Linked DNA regions of Homo sapiens: region 1 is linked to region 2. The links are chromatin loops, found by intact Hi-C in ENCODE. Cell type or tissue: endothelial cell of umbilical vein. All regions are shown on one strand.

Region 1 (4,000 bases), 180 kb before region 2:
GTTTTGGAAGTTCATTCTCTGAACCACACATGTAAAATGGGAAGCAAATATTTCAAGATGATGTTAAGAATGAAACGAGCTAGTGTAGACAGAAAGTCTGGTAGAGTTCATGCAGTCATTTACTTGATTTGAGCCCCTAGCGCCTAGCAGGCACAGTTCCTGGGAACTGTATGCTAGGCAGTGTGTTGAAATATGCTTACAGATAAAAACGGACATGCCCTGCTCTTATGGGGTTTATGGTTCTTTAGTACATGACTAAAACACCAGCAGGGGCTGGGCAGGTCACACAGGCATGTAAAGCAGCCTGCATGGGTTCTGTGGCAAATTGGAAAGCCATGCCCCAATTCTTCATTCCTGCCGAAGTCTTCTCACAGGAAAATGGTTCTGTGGTACCAGATAGTCCTATTTTTTTTTTTTTTTTGGAAAGGCCAGAAACTCAGATTTTTATGTGAAATCTCCATTTTTCAAATGTTGGTAACTAATAAACTTCCTAACCTCTGACTTCTAGTTTAGCATCAAATACCAAGGGTATATCCTTATCAATGAGTGTAACTGGTGTTGTGTTCTCTCTGGCCCATCAATGATAACACAAAGAATGGCTCCCATCTGCCATCCCATACTCTTTCCCACTGAAAAGAGACATCCTTGGGCTCTGTATTTCAGGGCTTTGCCTCTTCTCTCCTTGTGAATTATGGACTGCAACAGTGAGAAACTTGACCCTGGGGTGGCTCCTTGTCTTTGGGGAAACAAATAGTTTAAAAGGCCCATACTGGATTGAGCTCTGGGTATTGTCTTCTTACTACTCTGTTTTGGTTGCTCCTTCCTCTTGAGGCCAAAGATGAGAATCTGCAGTGGTAAGCTTCAGAGACTAGCTATTCCTGGCAGGTAGGACTTGACTTTTTACTCATTCACTGCAGAGTTTAGCATGTATGAGCACTCAAATACTGAGCTACAAATTATTGCCTAAAACAAATAAAAAATAATACCTCTCAAACCTCTTTGTTAGTATGGGTATAGGCTGTATTCTGGAAAAGGTAAACACTAACACATATCTACTTACCTTTGAATTGCATTGCCCATTCCTGGGTGTGACCTTGGGAGGGAAAACTTTCTCAAGAAGGGAAGGCTCTTGGTTTACTCTAGGATCCTCTTCAGCTGTGATTTTCTTAGCATCTTGTATGGACTCAAAAGAGTTCTGGTTCGTGGCAGGTAGGGACCATTGTATTCTTCAGACCGTTCATGAGCTTTGGAGTGGCAGCTGGTGGTGGTAATGAGATGGTTTTGGCAATAGCTCTGGGGCAGAACAGGTGGAATGAGCCACATTATTTTACCTAGACAGGGCTGGTTGGCAGGCTTTTCACTCACCTGCCAGACATTAGGTAGACAGAATGCACCCTTGTTTAAATACTCGAGACAGTGAGAAAATATCAAGACTCAAGGAGATGATTTCCATATGAGAATTTTACCACAAAATGGGACAAATTTTTACAGAAGGAGCAATCTTTTTGATAAAAGAGGAAAGGTGGGGATCCTCTTGTCGTCATTTTAAGGCATAGTTTCAGAAGGTCACAGCATTTGTGTGAGACCAGTCACAGGAACAATGTGTGTTGGTGATGAGTGTGTGACTGTGTGTGTTTAGGAAGGTAGAAAAGAATGGGTGCAGTGGAAAGTAAGGTGTTTCTTGGAAGGGGAAAGTGACAGATTTCACAGGAAAGTTGAGAGTTGTTCTTAGCATTGTAGATGCTTAAATGCTTAGAGTCTGCCCTTGGCAAATTATAGGGTAAGAAAAGCCCTGATAAAAATCCTTATATTTACTTTTGGTGCCCTAGTTGCCTAAAAGGTCCTCTAGCCAGAGAATAAACAAGTGTTTTTCTCCCGGATAAATATCTGACATTTTCCAGATGTTTTTGACTCTAGTACAAATGCCATTTATTGATTTATGGCCTCTCAACTTCACCCCTTTTTCTTGCTCTGTGAAAATGGATCTGGGCCTCTTGAATATTTTTCCTTTGCAGCTGGTACAATGTTAAGCTTTTCCAGTAGAGGGCGCTGGAGAAACATTGCAGAAGGCAGAGAGTTTTGCTTCCTGCTTTCCAGTGGTTTCTGGGAAGGCTCTTCCAGAGTGTGTCCTCTCTGGTGACCTTCTTTTATGATGTGTGGTGGCCAGCAGCTTCCTCTGGCACCCCCTTGGGGTGTCTTGTAGCGGAGTGTTGCCAGTGTGCTACCTCCCTGTGATCAGCTTTCCTGCACCATAGAGGGCACCACAGTGACTTTTCTGCCATCTAGTGAGTTGTAGTTGTGTCTTCTCCAACAAAGTCAGGGTCTCAGTCCCCCACCTGGTTATTTTCATGGATGTTTCATCTTCTTCATGGGTGTTTTCTCAGTCTGAGGGATAGTGGTTACTCCTTATATCTGGCCTTTCTGTATGATCTAGAGTTCCTTGCATTACTTCTTACTAGTCAACATCTTGTTAGCAGAATCCCAGGTTGTAGTTAATAATTGTTTATGTTAAGCTTTTCCTGTTCAAATTAGTATGTTTTCCATCTGCTCATTGAACCCTAACTGATAGAACAAACCTTACAAAAAAAATATCAGGAAAAATTGTGGAAGACTCAGAAATGGGCAAAACAGATTAAAATCTAATGCAACCTTCTAGGTTATCTGTGTCTTTCATTTTCTTTGGACTGATTTACATTTTGGCAAGTTATAGGAAAGTGATAGTAATGGAAATGGTTCTTGTTCATAGAATGGCACATGAATTTTGCCCAGTAGAGGTATTATTGATCCCTCCCAAAAAGCATTTTATATATTAACAGATCGGCATTCCTGATTGCCTACACACATGTGTGTTTCGTTTTCTTTGGACCTGTTTTAACATCTTTCTGGTTCCTGTATTAATTAATCAGCTAAATAAGATCTTTGCCGTGTTTATTTTATATTTGTAAAAGTCATAGTTTTATGTTTTAAAATATTCTATAACTGATAAGGAGCTTACAGGATATGCCCATATATGTTAAAAATGCCACAGAAAATGGAGATATGATTTGTTAGAAAGATGATTTAAATGCATTTTAATGCTTTATAACTGGACAGACATGGATGAAATCATCTTATGAACTAAAAAGAAAAAGTATCACTATTATGTATCGAAAACAGAACATTCATAACATACCCACAGAATGGGAGAAAATATTTGCAAATAATATCTGGTAAGAGACCCGTATTTAGAATATGTAAATAACTCCTACAACTCAGTGACAAAGACAGATGAGCCAATTAATAAATGAGCAAAGGATCTGAACAGATATTTCCCCCAAAAGAAAAACAAATAATCAGTAAGTACATGAAAAGATAAGATGCTCACTCTCTTTAGTCAGCAGGAAAATGGAAATCAAAACCACAATGAAATAGCACTTTACATCTGTTAGGATGGCTGTCATCAAAAAGACAGATGGGAAAGATGGGGGAAGTGAAGGATAGGGAGAGATTTACTAAAACAGCAGCCCCCAAACTTTTTGGCACCAGGGACTGGTTTCATGGCGGATAATTTTTCCACGGATGAAGGGGTTGTTTTGGGATGAAACTGTTCCACCTCAGATCATCAGGCATTAGATTCTCATAAGGAGTGTGCCACCTGGATCCCTCACATGCACAGTTCACAACAGGGTTTGTGCTCCTATGAGAATCTAATGCAACCGCTGATATGACAGGAGGTGGAGCTCAGGTGGTAATGCTCACTTGCTGGCTGCTTGCCTCCTGCTGTGTGGCCCAGTTCCTAACAGGCCAAGGACTGGTACTGGTCCACTGCCTGGGGGTTGGGGACCCCTGTGTTAAAGGATACCAAATTACAGCTAGATAGGTGAAATAAGTTCTAGTGTTTCATACCACTGTAGGATGACTATAGTTAGCCATGATATATAGTTTCAAATAGGATATTGAACCTTGCCAACACAAATTGTAAATGTTTGAGATGATGGCTATGCAATTACCCTAATCTGCT
Region 2 (4,000 bases):
CTTAGCAGTTTAAAACAATTGTTTCTTCTTTCACAGAGTGGGAAAAATCTGGGTGGTTTTACTGGACCCTTTGTGAATGTGTAGGAACGTCCCAATCCTATACTGTGAAGAAAACGTATGGTGCCTCATCTGTTCTCTCTGCTTAGCATTAGTTCAGAAATTTAATCCTAGATCCCACAATCCCTCTGTGTAGAAATACTCATTGATGGAGCTGGAGTTGCAGCCATGGAGATATTTTGTCATCTGGAATATCCTCATTAGATTCTGGGCTTCTGAAGGCAAGGTGAAGTATAAGTAAAATATGGCCAGTTTTCTCCAGCAGAGTTAAGCCTTGGCACTTATGTACATTCTTGCAGTGTCTCTTGCCTCCTTGCTAAGGAAATCGGTTAAGTAGGCAGAATAGCAGGAGATTAGGGGAAAAGCAATTCAGTGTGGTTAAGGTGCCAATGTGTGGCAAGACCATAAGTGCAAGGAAGTTTACAGAGTGCTGTTTGGTGGTGATGAACTCTCTCCGCCTGTTGTGTTTTCATTCAAACCTCAGATGTGCTATTTGACCTTAATACATCTGCTCCATTGTAATATCACAGGTAATAAGCACACAGGAAGCAAGAAAAAAATTGCTTATTGACTGAAGTGACAAAAAACTGTTATTTTGGTGTTTCCAAGTAATGTATTTCCTACAATCCTAATTGTGTGACAGAAAAACTCATTGCCAGGAAATTATGTTGTATTTGCTTAGGCTTCATTCTAAACATATGAGGCTTTGGGAGAGTTAATAAAGTTTTTATTTTATGTGTACTGAGATATTCTGGTGCCCACAGGGCAGAAGAGATGGTTCATATTGTTGTTCAGATATAATTAAACCTAGGTCACATTCAAGTCCATTAAGCAACAGCCTCAAATCCTTTTAATTAATGGATTCAGATTGATCTAAAGAAGCTAATTAAATTTTTCCCAAGATTTTCTATTTAAATAGACAAACATTGTGCTGCTTGCATTTCCTCCAAAGCTGTTCTTTGAAATTTAGAGTTGATGAAGGTATCCACACTTCATGGCAGGCCCTGATTTTCAGAGGTCAGGAGGCACTGTGGGTTCTCTGACTAAACCTGCAGAAATCCTGATCTGCGTCTTCTGGCACTTTTCTCCTCAGTCAGAAAGATCTGGACTCCCTGTGCTATCTTATGCCCAACCACGGCCTGACAGAGGTCATTTGTTTTCCACTGGAGAGCCGGCACATCCTCTCCAAAGTCTGATAGGAGAGGGCAAATCAGAGATCACAAGTCTGGTAGATAACAACCCTGGATTCTTCATATTCCATAAAGCTGGGATGTCGTGGGACTAGTACATTCCCACTGTTTCCTTCCATTTCATCTGCAGCAGTCAGATCTCCCCCACCCCTGAGCCACATGTCCAGGCCACACCCTATAGTTAGAAGTTCTCTCTGACAATCTCGTTTCTGTTAGCTGTATAATAAGAGTAAGATGCAGAGCAGGAGCTTCCTAATGGTAGTAGAGCTTTCCCTTTATCCTACAGCTTCCAGGCTCCTGGCTACCATGTTTTCCTCACCACCATCACCCCCACCCGTGATCTCTGGTGGTTCTGCTGCCCAAGGGGGAAATGACCCAGCCAGCATTAGGGGCTCTGCTGGCCTCTAAAGCTTCTTTTCTTCCCAGCTCCCTGCCCTGTGGACATCTCTGGCATTGTGATCACGCAGTTTTCAGGAAACGAAAATTTATTCTTTCAAAAAACCAAAAAGATTGAGTACCCTATTCTGTTCAAAACAAAAGTAAATAGGTCCAGAAAACCTGAGATGTTAGTGCTGTGCCCCAGAATTCCTTCAGGAGCTACCTGGTTCTCCAGTATGTCACCCATGGGCTGTGCTCAGGGTTGGCCTGACACATGCAGCCCGGCAGCTTGGGCCTGGCACCCTCCAGCTGAACCTTTCTAAACGATCATTCAATTAGAGCAGCTGCTAAGAGAGGAAAGCTGGTGAGAAGGAGGGGATTGCTGTGAAAAGACCGAGGGAAAAACAGAACCAAGCTTGCAGCTAAATCTAGTTGAGCCATCTCCTTCATTCTCAACACCTGGCCTTGTGGTTGGGTGATGCTCTGTGATGGCAGAAGGTAAGGACGCCCTGGGGCCCAGTTATCTTTTCTCACTTAATGTGCCCCTGGGGGCTGAAACAGAACAGGCTTTTATGTGGGTAGAGAGGACACAGCTTCGTCAAGCCCAGACCTGGACCCTGCCCATCAACAACCTGCAGTGCTCCAGCAGTGTGAAGTACACCCACTGTGATGGTACGTGCCGAGGCATTTCTGTGAGCAGTTATTTCATTTTTGGACCCAGGAAATCAGCACCACTGAACTGCAGCTTGTCCCCTTTGTCATCGTGGCTTCCAGCTGCTGTGGTTGCTCTGAGGACTGAGAGCAAGTTGTTGCTGCCATCTATGGTCTGTCTTGGGGGAAGCACATGGTTTGCCTGCTGGAGAGGGAAGCAGCTGCCTTGCAGATTCAGCAACACAGCACCCTCTCTCCCCTCTGAGGGGAAAATCAACACCAAGATGTTGGTGTCCCCAGTGTAAACCCCATTATGAAAACCTGTGTTTACTGACCTACCATCATTTTAAAGCAGTTCCGTTTGAACTGCAATCAAACCTCCAAGTGACCTTTCTGTCCCTCCGCCCAGCATTCCTGAAAGGGCCTGTTGTTTCTTTGGTTCAATGAAGAAACCTTCTGTGTAGTTAAGCAAGTGTTTTTCCAGTCATGTCTCCTGGTGAGTTACAGAAGGATTATTGTTGGGTCTTGGTGGTGGTGGTGGTTGTTTTTCTTTTAATACTCCATCCTCCCTACCCCGTGGATACCCCTAGACACTTAATTTTTTAGTTCCTTGGTGGAGGAGAGCATAGTGAGTTGAGCAGCTTTGTGGGGACTTTAAAAGTTCGTAGTTTTTCAGATCCTGGTGTAAGCTGAATTCTCTCTGCCCCACCCCCCAGGGCCTGGGAGCCTTCCAAAGTGAGGTGTCCACACGGGAATGGGCCACAGAATCGCCGCCTGCAAGCTAGGAATGCCCGTCCTGCCTGATGGTCCTGCCTGATGTGTTCATACGCTGTGTGGTTTTCTGTCTTACAGTTGTTTGTTGGACTTGGGTTCCCTTACGAGGGCCCAGCTCCCCTGGAAGCTATCGCAAATGGATGTGCTTTTCTGAATCCCAAGTTCAACCCACCCAAAAGCAGCAAAAACACAGACTTTTTCATTGGCAAGCCAACTCTGAGAGAGGTAAGCATCTATCAAAATTATTCCATTTTGAATAATATGAATAATAGCTATTTATTGAGTGCTCATGTAGGTATTAACTTCATCTAACATGATTGGGTGGGAGGGTGAGGGTATAGAGGCTCAGAGAGGCAAATGACCTGATCACATCACCTTGCAAGTTAGGGGCAGGATTTGAATCTACTTCTGCCTTCACCAAGTAAGGGATCTTGACACTCTACCCCCACTCTAGCTTACTGTAAACTCAGACAATCTAGCCTCTGATTATAGCTGAACTCTGGTTTCCTGAATGTTTGAAGTTTAGGGAGTGAGATCAACTGGTTAGCAGATACTTGTGAAGAATCTGCTCCCCATGATGGGCTTTGGAGAATAAAAAGTGGGCTGTGGGAGTTTTCAAAGAGCCATCAGCCTCAGGATACCATATGTATCATGGATAACTGAAGTAATGTGACTGATTTTTTTCACCCACCATCCCAAGAAGTAATCCTACCATTGCTAGAACCATTTGCAGAAGCCTCATTTGAATTGCCTTCAGAGATCCTGTTGAAAATCTGCAGTGTGTGATGAATCACCATTGAGGGTAGTTGGATTTGATTTAGGGCAATAAACAAAAGTCTTTTACAGCTACGTGTGAGTGATCAAGCTGGGTGTTTCTTCATCTGGTCAGAAATAGGTGTGTGCAAGAAACCATAAGATTGATTTTCTGATTATTTCTATGTAGTTAGTAG

The links. A loop is a pair of places that touch in the nucleus more often than their neighbours do. Peaks named below come from ENCODE experiments on the same cell type or tissue, not always from the same donor. Only the 100,000 strongest peaks of a DNase experiment are listed, where the experiment ranks them.
Region 1: a loop joins it to region 2, with 2.8 times the contacts of the local background. A loop is called at or near these places in 7 of 110 quality-filtered maps.

The regions. Positions count from the first base shown.
Region 1 is chr2:134,226,564-134,230,563 of GRCh38, forward strand. It overlaps a transcript of MGAT5 not described here. Among named protein-coding and RNA genes, the nearest start is that of MGAT5, 26 kb to the right of the region's middle. In endothelial cell of umbilical vein, a CTCF peak has its summit at 2,061 (motif pointing right); no DNase peak of the experiment used is centred here.
Region 2 is chr2:134,409,741-134,413,740 of GRCh38, forward strand. It overlaps MGAT5 (alpha-1,6-mannosylglycoprotein 6-beta-N-acetylglucosaminyltransferase), which reads left to right. Exons shown (of 16, transcript NM_002410.5): 12 at 3,129-3,275. Among named protein-coding and RNA genes, the nearest start is that of MGAT5, 160 kb to the left of the region's middle. In endothelial cell of umbilical vein, a CTCF peak has its summit at 2,453; a DNase peak (open chromatin) is centred at 2,441; H3K27ac peaks cover 1,572 bases.